Linked DNA regions of Homo sapiens: region 2 is linked to region 1. A link is a loop called in an ENCODE intact Hi-C map of the cell type or tissue named here. Cell type or tissue: Calu3. All regions are shown on one strand. Links, peaks and the distances in the headings refer to the core of each region. The heading gives the core; the rest is flanking DNA. Region 1 has its middle 110 kb from the start of NAV3. Region 2 overlaps NAV3 (neuron navigator 3).

The links. Hi-C counts contacts between places; a loop is a spot of excess contacts. Peaks named below come from ENCODE experiments on the same cell type or tissue, not always from the same donor. Only the 100,000 strongest peaks of a DNase experiment are listed, where the experiment ranks them.
Region 2: a loop joins it to region 1, with 9 times the contacts of the local background. A loop is called at or near these places in 6 of 110 quality-filtered maps.

The regions. Positions count from the first base shown.
Region 1 is chr12:77,716,186-77,731,840 of GRCh38, forward strand. It overlaps a transcript of NAV3 not described here. Among named protein-coding and RNA genes, the nearest start is that of NAV3, 110 kb to the right of the region's middle. In Calu3, for the core only: a CTCF peak has its summit at 8,374 (motif pointing right); a DNase peak (open chromatin) is centred at 8,396.
Region 2 is chr12:78,112,660-78,128,314 of GRCh38, forward strand. NAV3 (neuron navigator 3) reads left to right here. Exons shown (of 40, transcript NM_001024383.2): 13 at 4,113-4,245; 14 at 5,368-5,638; 15 at 6,578-7,286; 16 at 9,281-9,769; 17 at 14,508-14,549. Among named protein-coding and RNA genes, the nearest start is that of LINC02424, 240 kb to the right of the region's middle. In Calu3, for the core only: no CTCF peak of the experiment used is centred there; a DNase peak (open chromatin) is centred at 6,912.

The sequences.
Region 1 (15,655 bases), core at 4,794-12,793:
TTAAATTAAATGTCATGATATCTTAAGTGTTTATGTTTTATAAGTTTTGGACTTCAAGAAATCTAATTACATGTCCAGAAAAGTAATAGCAAGTTTTTTTTTTTCCTTTGGTATTTTTGGAAATTATTTGTTACACTGCACTTGTGCTAGATATAAAAAGAATGAATAAGGAATGTACCATGTTCTCAAGAAACTCACAGAGTTTTAAGAGAAAAATTATTAAAAATAAATGGTACAAGTGGCATAATATTGTTCAGAGTATATTGTACAAAAATCATAATAGGTAATTTCATGTTTTATGAAAAAAATTTTCATAATTTTTCTAAAGGATTGTAATAAACATATTTTTATATTTTTAATCCTTATATAACTCCTTGACTTTATATATTTTGCTTAAATTTTTTGCACTATAAATATAGAAGTATAAATGAAGTTATTTTCTTGCCCAGGATCTCCTAGTAATAACTCAGATTACAAATGATCAAAATTCCCAATTATTCTCTTGGATTATAATTCTGGATAGTATTCTAGGTGTTAGAGTTTGACATATCTAATTTCAGCCTAAATCATACCATTTATTCTCTCTTAATATTTTTATGCCTTATTTTCTTACCTATAAAAAGGGTTCTGCAAGTCCCACCATACTAAGCTATCATGAATATTAAATGTGATATGCATGAAGCAAAAGCTGTCTGGGAAGCAAATTAGACAGCTTCTGTTGAGAGCAGAAATCCGATAGGACAAAGCTTTCAGGAAATTTCCTGTAATGTTTTTTATAGGAGAGCATCATGATTAAAAGAAAAGATGTAAACCAATCATGCTTTGCAGCTTGCTAAAAATTAAACATATGTCTGTGCCTGGGCTTGTGAGTGTGTGTGTAGGTGTATGTGGAGAATTATCGAGCATCTCTGACTTTTTATACTTATTTTTCTATTGGGGTAAAAACCATATAACATAAAATTACCCTGTTGACAAATGTTTAACTGTATGATGCAGTACTATTAACTATATGCATATTATTGTACCGCAGAAATCTAGAACTTTTTCTTCCTGCATGACCAAAACTCTATACCCATTGAACAACTCCCTATTTTCCTCTCTCCTCAGCTGCTAGAAATCAGTATTCTACTTTCTCCTTCTATGAGTTTGACTACATTAAATACCTTATATAAGTGGAATCATGCAGTATTTGTCCTTAAGCAACTGGCTTATTTCACTTATCATGATGTCCTCAAGTTTCATCCATGTTATAGCATATTATAGAATTTCCTTCTTTATTAAAGTTCAGTAATATTCCATTGTGTGCATATACTACATTTTCTTTATCCACTCATTCATCAGTGGACATTTATGTTGTTTACATATCTTGGCTAGTATGACTAATGTTGCAATGCTGCAAAATATTCATAATTATTTTGAATAAATATCCAGCAGTGGGATTGCTGCATCATATGGTATTTTTATTTTTATTTTTAAAGGAACTTTCATACTGTTTTCCATACTGGCTGCATTATTTTACATTCCCACCAAGAGCACACAAGAATCTCAATTTTCTACATCCTTACCAATAAGTGTTATCTTTTAACTTTTTGATAACACCTACCCAAACAAGTGTGAGGCACTGTCTCAGTTGGTTTTGATTTGCATGTCCTTGATTTCTAGCGATGTTGAATAACTTTCATACACCTGTTGACCCTTTTGTCTATTGAAACCCTTTGCCCATTTTTAAATTGAATTATTAGGTATTTTGTCACTGAGTTGTAGGAGTTCTTTATATATTTTTGATATTAACCCTGTATCAGATATGTGAATTGCAAACATTCCCTCCCATTCCACAGTTTGCCTTTTTACTCTGTTGATTGTTTTCCTTGCTATGCAAAAGCTTGTTGGTTAGATATAGTGACAGTTGTTTTATTTTGCTTTTGTATCTTATGCTTTTTGTGTCATAATCCATGAAATCAGTACCAAGACCAAATTTAGGAAGATTTCCTCCATTTTCTTTGAGAGGTTTTATGGTTTCAGTTCTATGTTCACATCTTTAATCCATTTTGAGTTAATTTTTTGTACTGTGTACAATAAGGCTCAAATTTTATTTTTTTGCATGCGGATTTTCCACTTTTCCCATCACCATTTGTTTAAGAGACTGTTGTTTCACCATTATGTAGCCTTGAGACCCTTGTCAAAGATCATTTGACCAATTTATGCATGGATTTATTTCTGGCCTCTCTATTCTGCTCCATTGGTTTATATACTGGTCCTTATGTCAGTGCCACATCATTTTGATTACTGTAACTTTGTAATATGTTTGGAGGTTAGGCAGTGTGAGGCCTTTAGCTTTGTTTTTCTTGCTCTATATTGTTTTGGCTATTTGGGGTCCTTTGTGGTTCCATAAACATTATTTCTATTTCTACAAAAAAGCCATTTGGATTTTGATGGAGATTTATTTGAATATCCAATTCATGTATATAGGATGTCTTTTCTTTTTTTTCGAGACAGAGTTTTGCTTTTGGTGCCCAGGCTGAAGTGGGATGGCATGATCTCGGCTCACTGCAACCTCCGCCTCCTGGGTTCAAGTGATTCTCCTGCCTCAGCCTCCCAAGTAGCTGGGATTACAGGCATGCACCACCATGCCTAAAAATTTTGTATTTTTAGTAGAGATAGGGTTTCTGCATGTTGGTCAGGTGGTCTCAAACTCCTGACCTCAGGTGATCTGCCCACCTCAGCCTCCCAAAGTGCTGGGATTACAGGCATGAGCCACTGCACCTGGTCAGGATGTCTTTCCACTTATTTATTCCTTCGCTGATTTCTTTCAGCAATGTTTTGCAGTTTTCATGTACAAGTCTTTTCTTCCTTAGTTAAGTTTATTCATAAGTATTTTATTCTTTTTGGTACTATTGTAAATGGTGTTGCTTTCTTAGTTTCCATTTTGGATTGCTCATTGTTAGTGTATGGAAATGCAACTAATTTTTGCATGCTGACTCTGTAGTTTGCAACTTTACTAAATTTGTTTTTTCTAACATTTTTTGAAATCTTTAGGGCTTTTTACATTTATGAGTATATCATCTGCAAAAACAGATAGTTTTACTTTTCCTTTATGACTTGGATGCCTTTTCTCTCCTTCTTGCCTAATTGCTTTATGAAAACTTCCTGTACTATGTTGAATAGAAATTGTGAGAGTAGGAATCTTTGCCCTTTTTCTAAGGCAAATCTTTCAGAGTTTTTTTTTTTTTGACAGTTGAGTATGATTTTAGCTGTGGGTTTTTATATTGCTGTTTATTATTTTGAGGTAATTATCTTATACACCTAGTACACTGAGTGTTTTTATGAAAGGGTGTTGAATTTTGTCAAATGATTTTTCTGCCCCTGTTGACATAATCATATGACTTATTTTTTGTTCTGTTAAATAACATTGATTGAGTTACATATGTTCAACCCACCTTGTATCCCAGAGATAAATTTCCCTTGGCCATGGTGTATGATCCTTTTAATATGTTGTTAAATTCAGTTTGCTAGCATTTTGTTGAGGATTTTTGGATTGATATTATTCAGTGATAATGACCTGTAGTATTCTTTTCTTGTAATGTCTTTGTCTAGCCTTGGTATCAGGGTAATACTGGCTTCCTAAAATGAGTTTGGAAGTGTTTCCTCCTTTTAAAGTTTTTGAAAGAATTTGGGAAGAATTTTCATTTTATTTAATGTTTGGTAGAATTCTTCAGTGAAGCCATCTTGTTCTCGGCTTTTCTTTGCTGAGATTTTTTAATTTATTTTCTTTTATTACTGATTCAATGTCTTAACTAGTTACAGATGTTTGGATTTTCTATTTCTTTCTTGTTCAGTATTCATAGGTTGTGTGTTTTTATGAGTTCATCCATTTCTCCTAGGTTATCCAACTTATTGGCACATAGTTGTTCATAAGAGCCTCTTGTTATCTTTTGTATTTCTGGCATCAGTTTCTTACTTTACTTGAGTTTCTCTCTCTCTCTCTCTCTCTCTCTTTAACCTGGCTAATGGTTTATCAATTTTTTTTCTTTGGTTGAGTTATGTTTTCCTGTTTCTTTATGTGCCTTGTAACTTTCTATTACGATCTACACATTTGAAAAAACAGTCACTTTTCCCAGGCTGTTCACAGAGGAAGGCCTTTACCCATCAGCTGGCTAGTGATTCTGGGGGCCACTCAAGCGTTTTTCTGTGGGTGTCTTCTCAGGAAGTGTGCACATAAATTTCCAATTAGAAGGATTTACTGGCTTCTTTTTGCAGGAAACTGTACTCTCTTTCTTCCTCTTGTGTCTGTTTGAAGTACTACAGGTTCTCTGCAGCTGCCATATGCTGCTCAGCTCTCCATTCTTTTCAGCAACTCCCTGGCTTCTAGAGTATGCCAGTCCCATCAGCACTCCAAAATAGAATAACCAGACCCTTGGGCAGCATCCTCAAAAACCAGAATGTTAGATGCAAACTCCAATTCTTTCCCTCTCTAGGAAGAAGCTGAGAGTTTTTCCCACTTGTTCCATGTGGAGCCAGTAAGCAACTATGGCCAGGGAGTACAACACGTTTTTCTGCCAGCTTTGATGCAGTGGTTTCATGCTCACTGAGGTGTAGGAGCCTCTTAACTGGTTTCTGGATTTCTCACAAAGGGAGTGTGTCCATGTACTATTGTCCATGGAGGGAAGGAGGGTCTGGGACTTTCTCTTCTGTCATGTTGATAATATCACTTCTGCCTATGATTCTTAAAATGTTAATTAACAGAGATATTCTGCACATCAGTTTTTATTCTTCAGGGCCATAGATATAAGCTCAGCAGTGTGGTCTGAGTCTGCTCTAGAATGGTTTGTGTTTTTTATTTGTTTGCTTATTTTTGTTTCTGGTAATCGGAGGAGCATGTGCTATTGAGTGAGAGGACCACAGTCCATATCTGGACCCAGTGGACCCACGGTAAGCTGAGAAGCTAGGACTATTCATTTCACAGCTCCGAAACTCTATTCTTTCATTTATGAAGTGTGGATATTGTCGAATATTCATCTGGACCTTTGTAAGTGCATTGTAAATCTGTAAAACAACAAATTAAGGTTATTTATTATATATAATAACTACAGGACAGATCCAAAAGATGTAGATGTTGTTTTTTACCAACCTAATTCGTACAGCTGGTTCATTTTGACTGGTTACTACTTTTTCCTAAGTATAATGAGCACAGCAAAAAAAAAGCGTATTGAAAAATCTGGGTAATTAACCTTTTTGTTTTAGCTCTTCTTTGTATTTGGCTTACTTCTCTCATATATCTGAATGTGTTTATAGCCATTTAAGATATGCTGAGAACCTGAAAATTCAATTACTTATATAAATGTTTTACACTTAAATTAGTTCTAGATATTTGGTAGGAACATGGGTATAAAAACATGAAATATAATCAAAGGTGAAAAGAATAGCCTCAGTTATTTATCTTATAAACTAGTGATTTTCATAATTTATTTTTTATGTTGAGATAACTAAGACAATAATTCAAGGTCTGTAATGCTGAGAGTCATATAAGCTTCTAAACAGCCATTTTTGGAAAGTACTCTATGGGAATGTAGCAATTTACATGGCACATTTTCCCAAGGAATTTAGAGCAGTTCGTGGCCCTTACGTAATTTGTGGGAGGTAAAATACATGTGTCATTATTTGAAATCCCAAAGTCTATGAATTGAATCAAGAAGCCTCTTTATAGGCTTTTCTGATTCAGGACAGCCAACCCTAACCAGACCTGGAACACACAATACTACTCATAGTTTTTGTCAGAAGGAAATTCAAAAATAGCACACCTAGAAGAATTGTCATTTTACACTGAGCCAACTGTCATAAACTGTGTGCTCCATGTGTTTCAATGGAACTGAAAACCCCAACTCAATTTTCTGCTGAACAAATGTTTAAACTGAAAAAAGCAACGAAGCCCACAAACAACCCTTTTACTTGATGCATATTTTTCTTTATCCTCTTGTTGGGTTGTTAGAATGGGAATTCTATGTAGAAGGAAAGGTATAAAAATGAATTCAATCGTGTTTGGTAGTATTTTCTACACTGTGTACTGGGCTGTGACTAACATACTTTATTTGATAGGGATTATAATCATCCTTTTTTCAGGAAAAGATGAATTCAGGGTTTTCTATAATTAATATACTCATACTCTTTCAGGAAAACTACATGCTGTGTATTTATACGTTAAAGCAACAGGTACTATAAAAATCTTGTTGATATTGTGTGTGGTAGTTTTCAGCTTTTTGATACTTAAGCCTTTGCTTTTACAAAGCATTATGCTGGTATAGCTGTTTAGCAATAACTTTTGATTATTATGGGCCTAGTTGTGGTAATTTTACAAAATGGGCAGTATTCAGATTGCATGTAAATTGCAGTGATAGAAAAAAATAAAAAATATTCTTCTACAGTCTGGGAGAAATTTTGTTAAATCATGTTATTATATGGGTTGTTAAGTTCTTTGGAGTCTTTTGAAGAGTGTCCAGGCTGTTTCCATGCTTTGTTTATATAGGGAAATGATTGGAATAAAAGCATGAACTGAACTATTCTTGAATTAATCCAAATGTTTATATTATGGCATTATTGATAGAAATTTTGTCTTGTTACTTGGATATCATGCAGTGTTTATGAGGATAGCAGTTTTCTAGCCAAAATCTCACTCATGAAGTTCAGCTCTCCAATTTTAGAAATGATTTTTCTTTTTCTTCATGCATACATACTTGGCACAAACCTCAGTAAAGTTAGGCTCAGGTGAATGTTTACAGATTATCATTCTGAATATGATTTTTTGAGGGGCATGATTGTAGCTTTTGTGTTATCAGCTATAGTAATTTTTGCAAGTTTTTTTTGCCTTTTGGGTTTTTACTAAATGTTTTTCTACTATGTTATTAATTTTCTGTAAAATATGTTTATAGTGTCTCTATTCAGAGAGACAGAGACATAGAGAAAGAGAGCACATGCTCTCTCCATGTAGAAGTGACAATGGTACTGGGAGATGGTGTGATATACCAAACATTTCCTCAGTCCTCTTTCCTTTACTAAGCCCTACATTTTACAGAAGTGACTGCGAATAAAGTAAACCAAGGAGAAGATCTCTGTATGCCTTAACAACTTTTCAGTTTTGCAAAACTATAATAATTAATTCTTACAATAATGTTATTGAAAAGTTTTTTTTTTTAAATTTGATTTATGGAGGGATTATGATGAGCCTCCTTAAAGAGGTTGGCATGCTGCTTAGACTACATGGAGCCACTGAGCAGATACTAGTCAAGCTATGTGAACAGCACTCTGCTGGCTATTAAGAAGCCAATGATAAACAAAATAAATAGGATCTCTGCCCAGATACAAATACATTTCAAGTTATGACATGCTGTGAAAGGCTTGAATCTTCTGGTTCACACACCTTCTCCCTGCCAGAAATCTGGGTGCAGAGCCAACCTTGTTTGCTTACTGGTCATGAAAATAAAGGAGGGTCAATTGGAAGATCCTGATCCATAGTTAGTTGATGCCCTTTCTGAGTCTCCACACAGATTTCGAGGAGTTTCTTCTTGGCAATCTTGACTTTTTTTTTTTTTTTTTTTTTTTACATATATCTCTATTATAATAGGTCCCATTAATTAGAATTGTTCTATTTCAACCTTCTGCAACTTAAACAGTAAGTCCTTGCAGGATAGTGAAAAGCCTTTTTCATGTTGAATTGCTTCATACATATGAGATTTAAAGTGATGAATATGCGTGTTCATTCGTTTGTTCTTGAAAATATGAAAGTACATTTGAGTTTTTGTATTTTTCTATTCATTAATTTTAAATGCCAAATAAATTATTACTTTTCTACATCCATTAAATGGGGATAACTCTTATCTCATTAGTTTACTGTGTAAATAAATGAGATAAAGTATATAACATATTCTAGATGCACATGTAAAGTATCAAGACATGTTAGATATTACTAATACTAAATAATACCACATTCTCTATTACAAATTTCTATAAAAATTGCATTTTTCATATAAAATTTTGGCTGTGACCATATATGTGGGCACTTATGTATTTGTTTACAGACCTATCAGTTGATTATGCTTTTTCTGTATTTTTTTCTGAGAATAGAAATGTTAAAAAACTTTCATTCAATGCCTGCAAATAAATTAACTCAAAGATGTTCAATTCTAGAAGGAAACTTACAAATTATCTTGCCTGATATGCTCATATTATGAATATATAACTGGAGGAACAAAAAAATTAAAAAACATATTTAGGCCACTTTGGGGGGATTCAGTTTATTAAATAATATCTCAAGTGCTCAATAATATTTGCGATATCCTTCCTTTCAGTGCTAGAGTATTCAGCAATATACTGTGTTTGCCACCAGAAGGTGCTACAGGGAAATAAAACCAGCCTGTTTGAATGCTTTGTACTAGTATTTTTCCATTTGCTCTTGGTGGTGTCCTCTCTAGATCATTTCCTCCATTCAGTAATAGGTTTTCATATGGTATCAATATCCTATCTATGAAATTTCAAGGAGCTGACCATGGGCAAAAAAAGCAGGAAATAGAGAAGTCTTTAGAAATAGCATTATATGAAATATTTGAGAACATAATATTCATGTAATTGAAGATACTGTATAAATTAAGCTTTGCAATTTCTGTTAAAGTCAACTTCATAAAGAAAGTTTATGTTCTGTGCTAATTCAGATGTCAAATCTTTCAAAAGTGAATTTACACTCCCTTTAAAATATGGTAGAACTGAGAATGCTATTGTGGAATGCATAATTCTAGAGTGAGTACATTTTATAATCTTGTCAGTAAATTCACTAACCTTAAAAGGTTTATTGTCTTTAAGCTTTCCTAAGTAAAAAATATCACCAGGTGTCTGTGTGTATTTTCTTCACATAGTTTATTTCAAGATAATTTAAGCATCTAGGCGATACTGGTATTAAACTTTTTTCCATTGAGGATTTCCCTTTTCTTTTCCATTTGGGAAATACAACATGCTTCCCAGATTCCAAATTTCACTGCTTATTTTTATGACTACTATAAAAGGATAAGAAGAGGATAAAATAGTAAAAGGGTAATAATATTATCCTGGGAGCTATTTCTGTATCTCAGTGCTAAAAGCCATCAAACTATGTAGACATTTTTAAAAGTTCTTTTGTAATATTCATATAACTGACGAAAATGTGTTCATTTATCATTTCAGCAGGAAAAAGTATAAAATTTCTCTGGATATTTTTCTGGACATTTGCTGTGTACATTTTCATTTAACATGCCTTTGCAAGTTAGATAGTTTCCCCAGATTTTTTTTTCTTTTAATTTCATGTGCTCAGTAAAAATGTGGCAGTCTTAAGCCCAATGCTGCAAACTATACTGGTAAAATAGGGTGGAAATCAGAGAAAGTGGTAGTTGTAGAGAGCTTGCTCGCAAACCATTCAAAATTTGGAAAGGAAAAAAAAAAAGTGAACTCTTCTATACTCATGTAAACTATTGTATTAGTTTCCTGTTGTTGCTATAACAAAATATCACAAACTTGATGGCTGGCGACCACAAAAATGTTTATCTTACTGTTCTGGAATTCAGAAGTCCAAAATGGGCCTCACTGGGTTAAATTTAGGTCTCTACAGGGCTGCATTCCTTCTGGAAGATCTGTGGGCGAATCCATTTCATTGCTGTTTCTAGCCCTAAAGGCTGCCCTGTCTCTTGGCTGTGTTTCCCTTCTATCTTCAAAGCCTTCAATGGCTGACTGAATTTTTTTCATGCTGCATCACTCTGAATCTGACCCTTCTGCCTCATTCTCCACACCGAAAGAACACTTTTAATTACATTGGGCCTAACCGGATAATCCAGGACAAACTCCTTACTTTGAGGTCAACCGATTAGCAATCTTAATTTTCCCTTTCCATCTCATATATTCACAGGTTTCAAGGATTAGAATGTGGAAATCTTTGGAGAGGGGATTATTTTTCTGCCTTCCACATCTACCTTCTGTGCATTTTTCCAGAGTTGAAATACTATGTGTGTAATTTGTTTAGCATTTTTCACTTACACTTGTGGTTTGGATTTTCTCGTGTTAGTGCTTTTCAGTGAATATCTTTTTCACAGCCACAGAACACTACAAGGAAAGAATTTACCATCATTTTCCTACCCATTCACCTAACATTGGCCACTTAACTTATTTAAAAATATTTATTGTATATCAGTTGTGTGACAGGTGCCCTGCAAATAAATGGGATTTTAGTCATTTATAAGACAAAGTTTCTGCCTTTAGGGGAACTAATGGGAAAGAGAGGAGGAAAGAAAGTAAGGGATTAGTCAGAGTATGAATTTATTAAAATTCTGATGTGGGCATGACAGTGGAGACAGGGTACCATAAAAATGGAAAGAATGAAAAAAAATGGAAAGAATATTTCTTCAATGGAGAGTCAGGCATGGTTTCCTAATAAAGTGACATGTTTGCTGGGTCTGGAGGGTGGAGATATTTATCCACTTTAGAAGCTAGGGAAAGAGTGTTTGAGGCAAAACAACAAAAAACAACAATAGCAACAAAAAGGACTTGAGTAAAACAACAATAACAACAAAAAGAGCACTAGTAAAGACCCCAAGTCAGGAAGCTGCTTGGCACAGTGGATGATTGTGAAGTGGGACAAACTGGCAGGGGTTTGGTGATAAGAAAAATGGCTTGGGATGAAGACGGAGAGGTGAGAAAAGCCATTTCATGTAAGACTTCGTATGCCAAGGTAATAATATGGGATTTCATGTTAAAAACAAGGAAAGCTATAGAACAGTTTTAATCGAAGGAGAAACACAATATGCTTCTATTCAAAATGATCCCTCTGGCTACAGCACTCATCATGAATGAAGATAGCAGAAGGAGACATGAGGAGGTGGGGACCATATTGAGGAATATCCACAGATTTGTCGATAGAGATGGTCAGGATGGTAGGAGCCACTGAAAGGTTGGTGATGCCATGATTCCATTTACTAGGACTGGTGTAGGCTGAGAGAAAGCTGTTATAGTGGGAGGACTGAGTTCAATTTTGGAAGCATTGTATTTGAGAGGTTTTTGGGTCATAAACATGGAGGTTCCAGTGAGAAGTTTACGAGTGTAGTCAAGGCCTGATAGTTTGTTGTGGGCTGGAGCTTTATCTGTGGAAGCTTTGTAGACAGCAACCATAGGCATGGGAGAAAAGTAAACAGGAAAAAGGGAAAAGGTTGCTTCTTATTTCAGCTCTTAAGAGGAACAATTTTTTTTTTTAATTGCATGAATCATTGACCCCTTTTTGTATCATTTAGAATATTACCAAGTCAAGGGTATAAATATTTTAATGTTGAAATGAAACGTAAGTGAAAAACAGGCAGACAGATTTAAGGAAGCGTATTCCAGGGAGACAGAATAACATGGGCAATGGCCAAGAGGCATGGAGCTGCACATTGTTCAGTAGAGTTTAGAAGTGTGATATGACAGGGCCCAGGTTCTAAAAATTCTGTTCTAAAAATTTTACACTTATTAAATCAACGAGTCTGTGAGGTAATTACTATCATTACCTCATTTTATGTATGAGACAACTTAGGCACTAAGAAGATAAGTAACTTTTCCCAGTTATACTGTTAGGAAATTGTGCTAGAATTCAAGCCCAGGCAGTCTGTATTACATAATGGACAACTGCTATTGCCAAGTACTCTTCTAATTACTCTCATTTAGGGGTGGCTATTTCGCTTTTCATCCTAATGAAGTCTGCCAATATTATCCATCCCCACTGGCTATAGGAGTGGGAAAAACACCCAAATTGGCCTCATCAGTATTTTTTTTTTAGATGTTTTAAAATTGGAAGTAAAGAACAAAATATTTCTGCTCCTCTGATAGCAAAGCTAGTGAAATGTGTACTCCAAACTGCAAATGGCTACGATTCCATCCTAGTAGACATAGCCATGGTGAGTTTATAAAAAGATGAGATCCAGTGAGCCTCCTGGTGGTACTTAAATCCCCAGCTCACTCCAGTCCTGTTAGGGCAAGACTTCCTTTTCAGCAATTTGGTCATGTGAATCACAAAATGCCTAAGCTTGTCTGAGTTGGTTACGATGATTTGTGGTCAAAAGTGTTTTGAGTAATATATTGCTGATTTATTACAGTTAAAACAGCAAATGGCATGGGTAGACTTGTGTTTAAGAAAGGTCACACTTGCAAGAGTGTGAAAAGTGCAAAACTAGAGACAGAAAGAATAATTGGACTATTTCTGTAACTCCAGTGAATACTGAAGAAGTGGGCTAAAGCATCAGCACTGAGGAAGCTTTAGTTTACTTCTTCAATATTTAGTCCACTTCTTCATTTTCTACACTGAGGAAATGGACAAAATGATATAAAACACATCAATAGGGTAATACCGATTGAATTTTGTTATTGGATGGAAAGGGTAAGAGTGAGGGAGGAAATGCACAGGTTTATGGCTGGAGAAGTACAGTAGACAGAGTATCATTTAGGCAGTAATAGTTTGAGGGTGGTAGAGGAAATGATGAATCCAATTTTGTAAGTGATGTCCAGAACACACTTACATATAGTTGACCCTGGAATAGCATGGGTTTGAACTACACGGGTCCACTTATACCTAGATCTTTTTCAACAAAAGTTATACCAAGTGTACCTGCCTCTTCTCCTGGCTCCCCTTCTACCCGCTTCACTTCTGCCTCTGCTACCCCTGAGACAGCAAGACCAATCCCTACTCATCCTCCTCCTCAGCCTACTCAGCATGAAGACAATGGGGATGAAGACCTTTATGATAGTCTGCTTCCACTTAACCAATAGTAAATATATTTTTCTATTTCTTCTGACTTTCTTGATATTTTATTTGTATTGTAAGAATATAGTATATAATACATGTAACATGCAAAATATATGTTAATTGGCTATGTTATCAGTAAGGCTTCCAGTCAACAGTAGATTATTAGTTGATAAGTTCTGGGGGAAGTGAAAAGTTATATGTGGATTTTTGACTGTGTAGGGGGTTGGCACCCCAATCCCTGTGTTGTTCAAGGATCAAGTGTATATTGATGTGAAGAGAGACCTAGGCTTGGTATATATAGGTTTGGCAATCATCAGTGTGTTGGTCTTAGAATGTGGACTGTCATTACTGATCCTTCCTAAAGTAGTTTTAATGGCAAGGAAGGCATAGAAGCCTGATTTCATACTTGAAGAGTGAAGGGAAATCTACTTAGACATAGAAGACTGAGTTCATATATGTGTGTTTACTTCCTCTCAAACCCCACTAAAATATTAGTGAAGAATTAAAACCTACAAGAAAAAGGCATGGGAAAAGGAGGAAAAAAGTAAGGTCTATGACATTTGGAAAGTGAAATGTAAGATAAACATGGTGATCAGAGCATAGGAAGCTTATAACTAACTGAAGAAGAAAGGTCCTGCAAGAAATAAACAACGTTTTACCTCTGGGCCCTGGAATTGGAGGCAACAAAAATCACTGAAACAAGGAAGAAGAGAGAAGGCTGAAATTCTGCAGCAGCAATTCATCTTTCAGATTTCCTCCACAGCCAAATGACAACTCCTCCTAAATCCTGATATAAGGCAGGAGACTTACCTATTGGTAAAATTAAATCAGAAATATTCTAGACTTCAGGATATCAGACACAATAGAGGGCCTGAAAACAAGATAATTGATGAAAAATCTAGATACCAAGTAGAGAAGCCATCAACTCCTTCTTTACCCAGGATGCTATATCCAAGATTTAGCTCTCTAGGCAGGAGCATAATAGATTCCTATTTCAAGGAAGAGGTGTGTATATGGGAATGAGGGGTATAGAATTAATTTCTAGATATTGACATTTGAAGCTTGTTGAAAACATTCAGGCTCTACCCAATTATTCTAAGACCTGTGAACAAGTAAACTCTACTTAGTAACACAAACCTCACTCTCTACTTTTTAAGCCTCACTTTAACATATAGATTGCTAAGTATCCCAGGGAATTTGAGAAATTCCTTTAATGTAAGACAAAGGAAAATGGGAAAATCAGGAATAATAACTCAGAAGAAATTGAAACATTCACAATACAGTTAGCAAAAGAAAAACTTTTTAAAAAGCAATAACTGATATGCTCAGAGGAAAAATAAAAGACACAGGAAAGATGAATAGGATGAAATTTAAAAAGACATTTAGTGAACAAAAAGATTTTTAGAAATGAAAACACGTGATTCCGGAAACTAAAAAAAACAATAATGTAAGGATTGGAAATTAAAAGTGAGAAAAAGTTAGAAACAGCTAAAAAGAAAACAAAGGAGAATCATAATAGGTAAGAAAATTGAGGAAAGTAAACCAAGTAGTCTAGTATTCTAATTTATATATCCAATAAATGTTTATTGAGCATTGTTATGTGTCTTGCATTGTTCTAGGTGCTGAGGATATCAGAGCAGAATAAAATAAAATCCTATGATCAGGAGTTCCAATAATACAGAATTGAGCAAATGGAAGTGAAATAATTAGGAGTGAAATAATGCCAAAAGATAAAACAAGACTCTCTGAATTACTAAGTTTCCAGATTAAAAGTGCCCATTGAATGGGATGGCATAGTGCTTTTTTCTTTTTTTTTTTTTTAAAGAAGACAAAAAAGCACATAATCATGACATTTTTAAATACTTGGGATAAAGAGAAAATCTTAACAGCTTTCACAAGTAAAGGGCACATTTGAAGCTGAATATTCTTAATAGAAGTACTAGAAGCTAGAATAAAAACAGAATAATGCCTCAAATACTCAAAAGGAAAATGATTGCCAACCTAGAATTTGTATTCAGCTAATTTCTGAATGACATAAGGATTAAAAAACAAAGATAAATAAAAGTATTTCAAAAAACACACGGTTTCAAAATTCTTCCACTCATACAACTTGTGGTTCATCAAACTAAGGGAATAAATCAAGAATGAAGATAGCATGAGATTCAGAAATTGGAGGATTCAGTGCAGAAGAGAGGCAAAGGTAATCCCAGAACAATGAAGTTGAAGAAAGGGATAACACCTGAATACCAGTCCCATACAGCAGCCAGTCCTGAGTTTTGGAGGAGAAGGGAGGATTCCAGGGGAAGGTCTTTCAGAGAAAAAAGATAAGTTGCAATAATGGATTATCCTATATGTTCTATTGTAGAGAGTTATAGAAGAATTAATGACAAGAACACAGAAAATTGTGCAGTTTTCTTGAAGAGGTGCTCAATTATACAAAAAGAAAAAGTTGCTCACTAATGTAAATGATTTTATGATACGATATATAACCCAGCAGGAAACATATTTACCTAGTTAGTATAACATAAACACTGAATGTTAATTACTATCCAAATTGTGATTGGCAAATTCTAGCCAGGGTATAAAAACTAAGACTAAGAGAGAGAGGAATCTTCATTTTCCATATACGAATTCAAGAGATTGTTGAGCTTTTAATGGGAAACAGCATGGATATCATTTATCAACTTGAGAAAAATTCAAGAAGACGGAGCTAAAAGAGTTAAAATGGTGGCCTTTCAGGAATGAAACCTGATGGTGACACAGAGTAGTGCTGTTCTTATTAAAAATCTTTCCAAAAGTATTCAACTTTTAAAATGTTTATGTGTAGAATTTTCAATATAAAATTATATTTTAATTAAAAAAATAGTGGTTAGGTGC
Region 2 (15,655 bases), core at 3,535-11,534, 400 kb after region 1:
ACAACACATGGGGCTTATGGGAACTACAATTCAAGATGAGATTTGGGTGGGGACACAGCCACACCATTTCATTCCACCTCTGACCCCTCCCAAATCTCGTGTTCTCACAATTCAAATACAATCATGCCCTTCCAACAGTCCCCCCAAAGTCTTAACACATTTCAGTATTAACACAAAAGTCCAAGTCCAAAGTCTAATCTGAGACAAGGCAAGTCCCTTCTGCCTATGAGCCTGTAAATTCGAAAGCAAGTTAGCTACTTCCTAGATACAATAGGGTCACAGTCATTGGGTAAATACACAGATTCCAAACGGGAGGAATTGACCAAAACCAAGGGGCTACAGGCCTCATGGAGGTCCAAAATCCAATAGGGCCATTGTTAAACCTTAAAGTTTCAAAATTATCTCCTTTGACTTCATATCTCACGTCTAGGTCATGATTATGCAAGAGGTGGGCTCCCACAGCTTTGGGCAGCTCTGCCTCTGTGGCTTTGCAGGGTACAGCCCCACTCCAGGCTGCTTTTACAAGCTAGTGTTGAGTGCCTGCAGCTTTTCCAGGCACATGGGTGCAAGCTGTAGGTGGATCTACCATTCTGTGGTCTGGAGGATGGTGGCCTTCATCTCACAGATCCACTAGGCAGTACCCCAGTGGGGACTCTGTGTGGGGGCTCTGATCCCACATTTCCCTTCCACACTGCCCTAGCAGAGGTTCACCATGAGGGCTCCACCGCTGCAGCAAACTTCTGCCTGAACATCCAAGCATTTCCTTACATCCTCTGGAATCTAGGCGGAGGTTTCCAGACCTCAATTGTTGACTTCTCTGCAAATGTAGGCTCAACACCCCATGGAAGCTGGCAAAGCTTGGGGCTTTCACCTTCTGAAGCCATGGCCTTAGCTGTACCTTGGCCCTTATTAGTTAAAGCTGGAGCAGCTGGGTTGCAGGGCACCAAGTCCCTATGGTGCATACAGCAGGGGGGCCCTGGACCCAGCCCACAAAACCAATTTTCCCTCCTAGGCTTCTGGGCCTGCGATGAGTAGGGTTGCCACAAAACTGTCTGACATGCCTTGGAGACATTTTCCCTATTGTCTTATTAAGATTTGGCTCATAGTTACTTATGCAAATTTCTGCAGCAGGCTTGAATTTCTCCTCAGAAAATGAGTTTTTCTTTTCTATGGCATCATCAGGTTGCAAATTTTTAAAACTTTTATGCTCTGCTTCCCTTTTAAAATTAAGTTCCAATTCCAAACCATATCTTTCTGGATACATAAAACTGAATGCTTATAACAGCACCCAAATCATATCTTGAACACTTTGCTTCTCAGAAATATCTTCTACCAGATACCCTAAATTATCGCTCTCAAGTTCAAAGTACCACAGATCTCTAGGGCAGGGGCAAAATGCCACCAGTCTCTTTGCTAAAGCATAACAAGAGTCACCTTTGCTCCAGTTCCCAACAAGTTCCTCATCTCCATCTGAGACCACCTTAGCCTGGATTTCATTGTCCATATCATTATCAGCATGTTGGTCAAAGCCATTCAACAAGTCTCTAGGAAGTTTCAAACTTTCCCACATCTTCCTATCTTTTTCTGAGGCCTCCAAACTGTTCCAACTTCTGCCTGTTACCCAGTTGCAAAGTTACTGCCACATTTCTGGGTATCTTTACAGCAGTGCCCCACTCCTGGTACCAATTTACCATATCCATTTATTCTCATGCTGATAATAAAGACATACCCAAGGCTGGGTAGTTTATAAAGAAAAAAGAGGTTTAATTGACTCACAGTTCAGCATGGCTGGCAAGGCCTCAGGAAACAGAATCATGGTGGAAGGGAAGCAAACACATCCTCCTTCACATGGTGGCAGGGAGAAGAATGAGCAAAACGGGGGAAAAACCCTTATAAAGTCATCAGATCTCATGAGAACTCACTCTCTTGAGAACAGCATGAGGGTAACCATGTCCATGATTCCATTACCTCCCAACGGGTTCCTCCCATGACACGTGAAGATTATGGGAACTACTACAATTCAAGAGGAGATTTGGGTGGGGACACAGCCAAACCATGTCAGTCATGATATGAGAAATTATCAAATTAAGATGTAGGGAAGGTTTTTAAAAGATTTGAGCAACCACAAATGACAGATATGTGCTATAGTAGTGCAAAATACCATTTTGCTCTTATTAAAAATATAATTGTTCTTGATAATCTGAATTATAAATGTCATGGATAATTATGATGCATTATGCTCTCAGCAGCTAAAACTTCAAGCAAAATACACACCTAGAGAGGAATCAGCCTTAACAATAATTCTATAAATTTAATTTTCTTTATTTCTGATAGTTACATTTTAGTTGACTTCATATGTGATCTAAATACATTACCATTATTTTGGACTTATGATGTAGCTCTTGAAGTACATATATGATGTAGCTCTTAAAGTACATATAGAAGAGCAGATAAAGTATCAGTTCACCATTTCTTTGTAGTTTGTGCTTTCATGATGAATATTCTCATCAATGTACAGATTATTTGCAGGAGCCTTTTAAATCCATGTGTCCATTTTATGAGACTTAGCTTTTGTCTGTATATAATGTGTTTATTCAGTGTGCATGGATTAATTTGAGAGAGCACAGGTATGGGTATCTTTACAGCAGTGCCCCACTCCTGGCACCAATTTACTGTATTAGTTTATTCTCATGCTACTAATAAAGACTATATATCACAATAAACTGAGAACCAGCTGGTAAATGAGAGAACTGTGGTCCACCTTTTCATTGTGGAGTTCTCATTTTCCTTAGCTTATGCTGCTTATTCAACACTATTTCTGCATAATCTAATGCATTCACTAAATGAAGGTGCTGTGTTAGCCTCCACATGATATTAATACAGCCTATTTAATTTATCCTTCTTTAGATTAAAAATAAATAAGTAGTCATGTGCCACAGAATGACACTTCAGTCATTTGGTCATTGAAGGACCACATCTATTACTGTGGTCCAATAAGATTATAATAACATATTTTTCCTGTACATTTTCATTGTTCTGATATGTTTTGATACATAAATGCTTACCATCGTGTTAGAGTTGCCTGCAGTATTCAGTACAGTAACATGCTGTACACCTAGGAGCAACAGGCTATACCACATACCTTAGGTGTATAGTTAGGTTATACCATCTAGGTTTGTATAAGTACACTCTATGATGTTCTCACAATGAACAAAATCACCTAATGATGCATTTCTCAAAACATGTCCCTGTCATTAATACAGTATGTAACAATACAGTTAGTACAATATGTAATACATGACTATATTCAGAATTTTAGCTATTTCTCTTATATTTCAAATGGATTTTCTTATGCACTGTGTGGCACGGGCATTTCATTTTAGTAACCACAGTCTGGGAAAGGAGAAGTCTTTGAAGGATGTTGAGCAAGGTTATGACATGGCCAGATGTGAATTTTTGATCAGTGACTCCATGTTAGCAGATAAAGTTGTATTGGGAAAGATCAAAAGCATGAAGGCCAGATAAGAGGATACTGTATGTTATCATGGATGGAAATGTGAGGGATGGCAGGAGAGATGCTATGATTGAATGAATCTCAATATTCTTGGTGATCAAAGAATAATGAGACTCATGCAATAAGACTCTGTGAATGATTGAATGTAGTTCCTAAGCTAGGAGGAAGAATGAGGAATGATTTTCTGGTTCCTGACTACAGCACAAGTTTTGGATTTTTAGAACAAAGAATAAATTTGTACATGCTTTATGATTCCTGGTTGAATTTTTAAGGATAAAAAAGTCAGCTGTAATATTATTCTTTCCTGATACCATGCAGTATTTGTATCAGTGATCTTATTCATTCCACACACATTCTTCTTGAACCTGGACACTGCTCTAGACACTGATTCTTTCCAAATATCAGATAAGGTTATTCTTATGTAGACCCTCAGTTCATATAAATATGATTTTCCCAAAATGTGAAATAAGTGACTTTTCATAAGATATTTTTTAAAAGAATGTCTTAATAATAAATTGTGAATGTTGCATGGAAATGTAGGTGACTTGCATTGTGCATCCTGTGTTTGATTCACTGCTCTTGCATGTCTTGCCTTTAGCTGGGATGACAGCAGTTCAGTGAGCAGTGGTCTCAGTGACACCCTTGATAACATCAGCACTGATGACCTGAACACCACATCCTCTGTCAGCTCTTACTCCAACATCACCGTCCCCTCTAGGAAGAATACTCAGGTGAGAATTACCACCTTTCTTTTTCCAGTGTTTCTGCCAGCTTTTTCCCCAAAATTACTTAATATTAGATTAAGGTATAGCACAAGCCCTTAATCCAAAATTATTACAGAAACTGGAAAATGCAGAGATAATAAGGACTCCCTTTGCCACTCCTGAACCCTGAAGCATCTTTCATCTTAGTCTTTCCTAAAGCCACAACCCTTAGGAGGAGCAACAATGTGCACTGCAGCCAATTTTGAATAAACAGAAGCAGCATATATATATATATATATATATATATATATATATATATGATATACATTACATATTTATATATATGTAATATATGTGCCATATAGCCTGGTGGTATAGTTATCTATACAAATATATTTATTTATTGTTAATATATAGAGTATATAAATATCTATTTATATAATAGATATTTATATATATTAAATATATAAAAATATATAACATATAATAGATATATATTTTATATATTATATAAATATATATTTATATATTTAATATATTAATGATGAATTACTATATTTGTATAGATAACTACACCACCAAGCTATATGGTGTGTATATATTAATATATAATGTATAATTCTATATTAATATAATAGTAACATATCAATACTTAATATAATATATATTCAATTGATTACAATCTAATTCAGAAAGATTTATGTTGCCATATCTCTCCTTACAATATCGATATGTTTGTTTAAAAATCCAGCAATTATTTTCATAGTCTAATTTTAGATAGTTCTTGATTAATTTTATATGATCTCTGAAATATATCACTGGATCTGTTGTGAATGATAAATCAAAAATGAAAAATGGACATTACATCATTAAGTTCTAGCTTGTCTTACTACTTCTTATGACATTTGATATAGAAAATTTCTACCTTTCTGTAGCGTTTAATTGGTGTTTTCTGCATGTATTTATTCTGAAATTCTCTAATATCTGCAAGTGGGAATTATGTGGCTAAAATTAATAAAATGTAAGTGAAGGTAAATCAAAATAGAATCTTTGGATTTATCCAGTTATCTGAAAGTACATTTCATTGCCTTAATTCATACTTTATAAATTTTTCTACATAAAGTTTTTCTGTAATATTTGTCTTTATAGCTGAGGACAGATTCAGAGAAACGCTCCACCACAGACGAGACCTGGGATAGTCCTGAGGAACTGAAAAAACCAGAAGAAGATTTTGACAGCCATGGGGATGCTGGTGGCAAGTGGAAGACTGTGTCCTCTGGACTTCCTGAAGACCCCGAGAAGGCAGGGCAGAAAGCTTCCCTGTCTGTTTCACAGACAGGTTCCTGGAGAAGAGGCATGTCTGCCCAAGGAGGGGCGCCATCTAGGCAGAAAGCTGGAACAAGTGCACTCAAAACACCCGGTAGGCTTGTCGTTTGCCAGCTGTTATGCAAAAGTGCTTTACTTTATTGTTTCCATTCAATCTTTGTTTTCTCTAACAATAGCATTTCTAAAATACCAAATTCTTATCCATATTAAACATGGAGTCAAATAGTTAAATAGTTTTTCTGTCTACGTTTCACAAACTCGTCATAGAAGCCCAAGTAGGGCCTATATCTAGGCATTCTCTGGAAAGCCTCCTCATAAACTAGGGGTACTGGATGCCTTACCTTGCCAGAGTTATTTCAGGTAATGGGGAAATAAGATTAGGTTGCTAAAGCAACAGTTAAGTTTTTTTGTTTTTGTTCTGCGTTCTTAATGAAAGTTTGGAATTTTTACACTAAATATGCCACTGAATTGCACTACAGACTCTGAGAGGAACAAGCAATGACACTAATCAATTGGAATGCTGGAGATTTGAAATATTGTCTGTGTATTAGACTTCATGAAAGAAGAGAATGAAATAGTTCTTCAAAATTGTGCCATACTTTTTTTAAAAAGACTCTCCCCGTATTTTTAAAATAATGCCTAATTATAAATAGTGCCACCTGAAGCACTAATTAACAGGGTACTCCAAATATAATCATCTCACAGATATTCAAATGAATTCTTTTTCTAGTAATTAGCTTGATAGGGTTAAGTGTTATCTTTTTAAAAAGAGTTGCAAAATATAAGACATTAACAAATAGCAAAACATATGTTTTCATTTTATCTCTTCCATCTCTCATAATGTTTCTTCTGACAGCCAAATTTTTGTAGCTATGCACTCAGTCCTCTCAATATATGAGATTTTTGATCTAAGACAATACATTTAGGAAGGGAAATAATATAAAGAAGCATTCACATTTTACACATTGTTTCACGAAGTGTGGTGATATCAAACTCTACAGGCACATATATTTGTGTATTTCTCCTTAATTAGGGAAAACCGATGATGCCAAAGCTTCTGAGAAAGGAAAAGCTCCCCTAAAAGGATCATCTCTACAAAGATCTCCTTCAGATGCAGGAAAAAGCAGTGGAGATGAAGGGAAAAAGCCCCCCTCAGGCATTGGAAGATCGACTGCCACCAGCTCCTTTGGCTTTAAGAAACCAAGTGGAGTAGGGTCATCTGCCATGATCACCAGCAGTGGAGCAACCATAACAAGTGGCTCTGCAACACTGGGTAAAATTCCAAAATCTGCTGCCATTGGCGGGAAGTCAAATGCAGGGAGAAAAACCAGTTTGGACGGTTCACAGAATCAGGATGATGTTGTGCTGCATGTTAGCTCAAAGACTACCCTACAATATCGCAGCTTGCCCCGCCCTTCAAAATCCAGCACCAGTGGCATTCCTGGCCGAGGAGGCCACAGATCCAGTACCAGCAGTATTGATTCCAACGTCAGCAGCAAGTCTGCTGGGGCCACCACCTCGAAACTGAGAGAACCAACTAAAATTGGGTCAGGGCGCTCGAGTCCTGTCACCGTCAACCAAACAGACAAGGAAAAGGAAAAAGTAGCAGTCTCAGATTCAGAAAGTGTTTCTTTGTCAGGTTCCCCCAAATCCAGCCCCACCTCTGCCAGCGCCTGTGGTGCACAAGGTCTCAGGCAGCCAGGATCCAAGTATCCAGATATTGCCTCACCCACATTTCGAAGGTAAGGATGTATAAAATGATGCTGGAAAAATATAAAGGATAAATATGTGTTAGACACATACATTACATATAAATGTGTGTATATATATATTTTAAATATGTATAAGGTATATATATATCTTAGAATTCTTTAAAGTACACAGTGAGCTCTATGAAGCTTATCATATAAACAGCTAGCAAAAAAAATAGTTCTCATTTTGAGAAACAGTCAAACTTCAAAGTTTCACTGTCATTGTGATACTAGCAACACAAACAACATCTAAGAGACTTAAAAGCTGATGGTAATACCTAAGTGTAGTGATAAGGCAAAGTAATAGCTTGTAAAATTTCTATAGATTTCCATTCCTCCTTTTCACATTAAAAATTAAAACCAAATAGGTTTTCATGACTTTTGGCATTCATTTCCAGTGTCATTTTCTTGCTGGCTCTTAATGAGTTGGTGATCATAAATGTAGATGAAGTTGTTTTCCTTGTAACAGATTCCATTGGACAGATTTATACAGTGTCATATCTTGACACATTAAAGACAATCAAGATATGACATAATTTGAAACTATTCCAGTGTTTGGTACAGTATCACAACTGAAGAGTGGGCTAAGCTTTCTAACTCTTCATCTGCTTTCTTTGACATGACTCTGGTAAGGATCATGACTTGGTTTCTGTTCCTGGATTGTTTTTGGTGTTAAATATGTGAAGTTCTGCTCTAAGATATCACTGTTTTTAAATACCCATGTGTTTTTAAGTGGTAGGAAAATAAATGCAGTTAAAAATTGGGGACAAATATCTAAACCTCTCTGAGTCTGTTTTCTCATCTGCAAAATGGTAGAGTGTGGTTTATAGTTCATTATGGGTTCAATATTTTTAATGTTTGTTTTTATTCTGTTGACTAAACCCAGAACTTTGATATCTTGGAAAGGAAAGATTTTGAAACATTTATTTTACAATAAAGCAATTTCAGATACCTGATTGTTTGAAAAACCTAAAGGCTTTATTCCTCCGTAGTAATATTAATGCTGCAGAACTGTCTTTTTAAAATACTGATTCTCATTGGGAAGAATGAATTATGGCGTATAGGGAGAGTAAATATTTCTGTTTCTTAAGTAAAAGCCAATAGTGCCCTCCTGTGGCCCATTACCTATGAAACAATTTCTCATATTCGTCATAAAATATTTCACTGTAGGAAATATGGATTTCATTGCAACTCAATTAGTAATCATTATGCCATTACTTCATATCATTGTATTTCCATATTTACATAAATTTGATTCTACCATCTGCTTCATTTACAAAACTAAAATGTTTTCTGAACTAAACTCCAAAATCTAACAGCACCAGCTCTGTTTCAAATCACTATTAAAAAATGTATTTGAATAGCACTGGCAACTGACATAAAACCCTTTGGCCTCTGCTGGGGAAAATACAGACAAACTGACTTGTTGCCGACAATGTCAATATTGTTTCCAACCAACTGCTCCCTGACAGTGACTCAGACCACCAGATACTCAACACAACTCCCTAAACTTGCTTTAAGCGTTCCATCTAGATTTTGAATAAACTGTTTAAAAATTTAAAAATAAAAAAAAAAGAGAAGAGCTCATTTAAGTGTTGTCTATCGAATGCGTAGAAGTTGTTTCATTATAATGGTTCTGTAAATAGGTAACAGCAAGTATATGGTCAAACTACTGACTTTGAGTGAAAGTCTCATGATCACTTAAATTATGAAAACCAGGGGTTTTCATGTTTGACTTACTTTTGTTCCACCCACTTCCCCTCTTTCCCTAGTAGCAGCTCAGTACTGACCTACCCTTATATGAGAGATTTTCTGCACTTGATAAAGAAGTCCAAGCTTATAAAAGTTCATTAACATAGAGACAGGAAGTGCTTTGTAGTTCAGTACATCAAAGCACACTTGGCTCTGTGTACTGTAACCCGAAATATTAAATGTGGATATTAGCTTCTTGGAACAACTGAAGTTGTTATTTGTTTTTCTTTTAGGTTGTTTGGTGCCAAGGCAGGTGGCAAATCTGCCTCTGCACCTAATACTGAGGGTGTGAAATCTTCCTCAGTAATGCCCAGCCCTAGTACCACATTAGCGCGGCAAGGCAGTCTGGAGTCACCGTCGTCCGGTACGGGCAGCATGGGCAGTGCTGGTGGGCTAAGCGGCAGCAGCAGCCCTCTCTTCAATAAACCCTCAGACTTAACTACAGATGTTATAAGCTTAAGTCACTCGTTGGCCTCCAGCCCAGCATCGGTTCACTCTTTCACATCAGGTGGTCTCGTGTGGGCTGCCAATATGAGCAGTTCCTCTGCAGGCAGCAAGGATACTCCGAGCTACCAGTCCATGACTAGCCTCCACACGAGCTCTGAGTCCATTGACCTCCCCCTCAGCCATCATGGCTCCTTGTCTGGACTGACCACAGGCACTCACGAGGTCCAGAGCCTGCTCATGAGAACGGGTAGTGTGAGATCTACTCTCTCAGAAAGGTGAGCTTTCCTGGAGGCATTGATAACATCTTCCCCCTCTTCCCTGCACTATGCCTAACCCCCACCCCATTAAATTCCCTTGATTTCACTGTGAGTGCCCCGGTGCAAAAAGATGTAAGACTGATGAAACCGGGCCTTTCATTTGCTCTCATTACCAAATTTACAGAGGAATAGAATCATTAAAGGTAGGGTGAGTGGATAATTTTGTTAATATGAATGCATACATTTATACCCAGTAGGCAATGTGAATAAAATTCAAGGAATGTATTTAGATATTGAATGAGGTCTCCTGAAGACATTTTAATGATTTGGCTTAAGCTTCAGAACAACACTAGCTCCTTATGATGACTTAAGCATTTTGAAAGACCAAATTGAAATTATTCTATAGTTATGCTCAGAGCAATATGTTAAATTTGTTCCATTTGTACTTCTATGAAAAAATAGCAGATGGATTGCTGGGAAATCCTAGTTGGCCTGGTTAAAAAAAAAAAAAAAAAAATCAATTGTCAGCCATGAATCATTAGAGAAAATTATAGTGTCAGTGCCATTTTCAATAGACTGCTTAAAAAGTAATCATATTACAAAGTGTTTCTCATTGGCTTTATATATATATATAAACTTAAAGTAGAGGACATAGCAAGGCATTTCTTACCTAATATGCTTACTGTGAAGCATCCCTTTTGAGCAAAATCACTCTAAATTTTCTCCTCAAAGTGATCCTCTCTTGATTATACTGTACTGACTCTTACCACCAGGAAAATGTCTTAAAACCACTTCTTTTTCCTGATAAATGCAATGCTATTTGTCTCTTGACATAAGTAAAGCTTTAAACATGGTCTTGGCCACATGTGGAAAGAAATACTGGTCACGTAAAATACCTGATATATCTTTCTATGTCTTCCCCTGTTTTTTTTATTTTTTTTTTATTTTTATTTTTTAACTCTGATATTGATGATGGCATTTATTTTCTAGACCTTCAGCCTTACTCCCGGAATGATATTTTTAAACATCAATTAAAGCCCTTAGCTAGACACTCTCTGCATTACGCCAGTTTCCCTTTAATGTAGGATGTCCCAATTTGAAATTCCCCATTTTCTCTTGACTTTGTAAAAACAAAACCCAGAGCAAAACATTGCTTCTTTCCCTCTTTACTTCCTACTTGCCTAACAATGAGACAGGGACAGCCGTGCAAATGGGGCTTCCCGATGATAAAGTAATTTTAACACTAACTAAAATATTGGTGTTTCCTATGGTGGGCTGCTAATTACAAAATACATTTTTCCTCCTAAAGAAAAAAACTGGGCCAAGGCAAACAGCTCAGTGATAGCAAATAAAATGTAACCATTTCCCTATGGTTTTGCTGTTATATGCTATTATAGACAGCATACGTAAAGACCAGTAAGGGTTCATTTTTCCACCTAAAATGTCGGGCTTCCTGTAAAATCTTTGATTCTAGTTTCAGCACTTCTAAGGTAAATGGGCATCTTCACATGTCATTTATAAAACTTCTAATGAATGAATTATATTAAAATAGATAAACAACCTATAGTTTTAATGAATGTATCCTAGATTGTATGCTCATATGTAAGGATTCTAAATATCAACTTGATAACCAAACCAAACATAGTGCAAATAGGTTATCATTTATTAACCACAACCACCTTCCACAAAACTGGTCATTTTTTAATTATTAAGATAATCTGCAACAAGTTGGCCATTTAGCCATCAGCCTATTTCTTCAGCATTTAGACATTAATCCAAGATTCAGAAATAAAGTCAAGTAACTATTTATAACCAAGTAACATTCAAATCAAAACTAGATGAAAGATTGGTTAGTTGCATAGCTATAACCAAAATGCAGTTTTAATATTTTACTCTAATCTATATTTTAACTGAAGTCAATAAAATTTTCACTATGGAAATACACTAGAAAATATGCAATTTCTTATTCTTTTTAAGCAGATTTATTTATTGTACATGTTCAGTCTTTGAAATAGGCCAATTTTATTTATGTTATGTTATGTTATGTTATTTATTTGTTTTGAAATGGAGCCTCACTCTGTCGCCCAGGCTGGAGGGCAGTGGTGCCATCTCAGCTCATTGCGTCCTCTGCTTCCCGAGTTCAAGCAATTCTCATGCCTCAGCCACCTGAGTAGCTGGGGTTATAGGAGCGGACCACCATGCTGGGCTAATTTTTGTATTTTTTGTAGAGATGAAGTTTCACCATGTTGGCCAGGCTGGTCTCGAACTCCTGACTTCAAGCGATCTACCCTCCTTGGCCTCCCAAAGTGTGGGGATTACAGGTGTGAGCCGTGGCACCAGCCTGAAATAGGCCAATTTTTAAAATGGGAGTATTCCTACATTAAAATGGCCAAATAAAGACTTTTTCTAAAATAAACTTTAAACTAATTTTGGATAAATATGTTTTGCCTTTGAGCCTTAATAAAATGCATTAATGAATATTAAGCTGTAAAAAGTACATGTTAACTACATAGCTATAGTGTATAATATTAATATTAATTAGTGCCTTCCAGTAAATTACTAGATTAAAATAAATTTTAATATAAGACACTGAGCTTTTTGTTTTCTTGACAATAGAAATGCAAGCAATAGCAAATTGCTCTAATCCTTTCAAGTACATTTAAGAAAGTTTATGACCTATTGAAGAGAAAAGTAGATCTAGTGGGTGATACTGGCTTCATTATGGTTAATTAATTGATCAGTAGAATGTCAGAAATGCTAAGAAAACCAAAGAACTACACCAGAGAGAAAATGTGTTAATGTAAATTTTAAGGCAAGTTAATTAGCGATATATAATAAAGATGTATATAAGTTCATGATTTACCTGTTTGTCTACAATTTTAGATGATTTTTTGATACTCATATTTAAATCGGTAGCTTTTCCTATAGATTTTAATTTTTGTTTAAATTCCTCTTCATTAAATTAAATAAAATAATAAAATACACTTTTTAACAGTTTTCTCTTCTGCAGCTGCTCTAGGTCATTGGTGGCCATTGAGCCATAACTAGTCTATATTTGTTTTGGGTTTTGTTTCATGTGTCTGACTCAACTAAATTTTTAAATAATTTGTAGTAACCAACTTTGCAAATTCTGGGTTTGTCTTTAAATGTCAGATCTGGCAACGCTGCCTTGACATTTCTGCCTAGAAACTATTGGCTCTAGGCAGTCAGTGCCTGTCTGCTTCAGACTGTTGACTGAAATCCCCATTCGTTTTCATGCCCTATCTGGCCCTTGCTGGCATATGAGTTTGCAACCTTTGGTGATTTGCAGAAATTGTCTATGTTAGAAAATCATTAATATCTAGATTCAAACATATTTCTAAATAAAGCTTTAAATTATTATGGTAACTTTAAATGTATTTATTCTAATTTTTTTCATTAAATTGCTCTTCATCATATAAATATATAATTTTTATACAACTGGATGAGTTTGGCAGAAGAATACCAACTTTTCATATTCTTTGTGGCATTAAACTTTAACTTGTACACATGGAAATAAATAATCCTTAAAATGACTTATGACCACATAAATGCCTTAGCACATGTGGTTCATATTTGGAGATTTCTCATATTTGTTCAATATAATTTATTTTGTTTGTTTATCCACAGTACTTAAGAAAACTTCTATAGTCAACATATATACTGTAACTGGCCTCTACACAGTATAAGCAATTACCTTACATGGCTATTACCGATAAAGTTAAAGTTGTATAAAGCCTTTGGATGCTTTTGATTTCAGTGCTAAATAATGGAGTACACATAGAAGAAAACATTTTAGCTTTGGTTTGAGTGATCAAATTTTAGGTCAGCCTTTTTACATTCATGTTATATCATCCCCATTATGCGTATCCTGTGTATTTAATTTTGATCATTTGATGTCCTAAAGGAAGAAAGCTATAATTCTGCAATTTTAATTAATTTTACACTTTGCTTATCCACATGCCAGAGATTATAAAAGAAATCCCTAAACTTGTCCCACTTAGTTGTTGATATCCTCTTCCTGTATTTTTAGAGAGGCCATTTCTTATTTTCTCTAGACATAGCTTTTCATTCCTTCTTGTTACCAATTGTGAATTCCTTAAAATAGAGATGATAAAATTTATAGCCTTTTAAATACCTAATTTATGATTTCTAAAAGATGGTATAGCTTAATTTCATTAAAATATTCAAATAAATGATACTAGAATCAATTAAGTTTTAAGCAAACATTCATATATCTTTCTTCACATGTATAAATGGGAAATAAACATGCCTTTTTATTAAAAATAATTTGAAGACAAAAGATAAGTATTAAACAATGTTTTATACCATCTCTGTCAATTGGAAGTTGTCACTCTAACTTAGCCAGAGCAGATCTATCTCATTTTGCATGTGATATCATAGCAAAAGTCTAATCAGTTGCATAGGGAAGGAAAAACTAAGATAGTATTTAATCAATAGGATTCAGAGGAAAATTATGCTAATGTGATTTAATCTATTTTCTAGTAATCCTATCACTAAACTGTCATTGAATTGTACTGCATTAGAAAGGAACTCAAATATGTGTGACGGCAATGGACATCTTGTCACCTTTAGTTGGCCTTTTTCAATGAGTTAAGCATTATATGTGTGTTACCAAAAAATTATTTTTTATAGTTCAGAGAACCATTTTTGTTGGATGTGTAATTTGGAAGTTTTGTTTACATTATGTCCTTAGGGGTTTTCTTTGTTTTAACAGCATGCAGCTTGACAGAAATACACTACCCAAAAAGGGACTAAGGTATATATTCCTCTCAGCACAATTGCTACCTCTCTGTTGTTATGTAAACTTTGTGTGCTGTCTCTCTTCCTTCTTTGTTTGTTTGCAATGTAGCACATGACATTGAGGACGAAATCACTTTTAATTTTGATGGTTTCTCTGGCCCGAACAGTTGGTGAGATAGCCCCTTAGGTAGAGATACTAGTAGAGATTGAGGCTGTCTCTCAAATTAAATAAATTCCAATGTGAATATCACTATTTTGAAGAAATAATACTAAACAAACAAACAAACAAAACAAAAACAAACAAACAAAAAACTTGTCCCAGGCATTACTTTTTTGGGGGCAGCAACTTTGGTAGAATGCAGAACTCACTTCAACAAATTAAAATAAAATTAACTCTTCTAACTTTTGCCTATTAGAGTCATATGCATGCAAATATTCAAAACCCATGCAGTCTACAGATGTGGGCAGTTAATGTTGATAGGTTGAAGGATGCTACAATCTGAATCAAAGAAAACATATTTTCATCATCACAGGACAAATGCTGTAATTAAGGTGTGATTTTTATAGAATCCTTTTGATAAAATCTCAAAATTGTTTTAATTTCTATTTTGCAGGGGTACTGCTATCAGATCAATTTAAATCTGAATTAATCTAATATTTAATAATCTCAAAATAATTATTCCATCCATAATAAAAAATAAAATAAAAATTTAACTTATGGCCATCTTTTACTGTGTACTTTTATCTGAGGAAGAGATAGAATGATCTACTAATAGAGGTATAACACTGTATGTGTATGAAAAGTTGGCTAATTTTGGTGCTAAGAATTTACTTACAAAAAGAAAAAGAATATACTTAGTTTGGTGAAACACTGAATAATGGCGAAACTAGGTCTTTCTCCATTATTTTTTTTCTCTCCAATTTTTCAGCAATAGCAAATAGCTGGCAATTATTCCATGTTAATATTTTGATCCAGAAATTTATGTTCCAGTAAAGCGAGCACATCTCCCTCCTTATTTTTGTAATCTAGGCATGATGTCAAGTGGCAGTTTAACAAAAGAACTGTTTTTCCTTTAAAAAAAAAAAAAAACAAAAGCTGCCAATATGTATTCCATTTCCCTA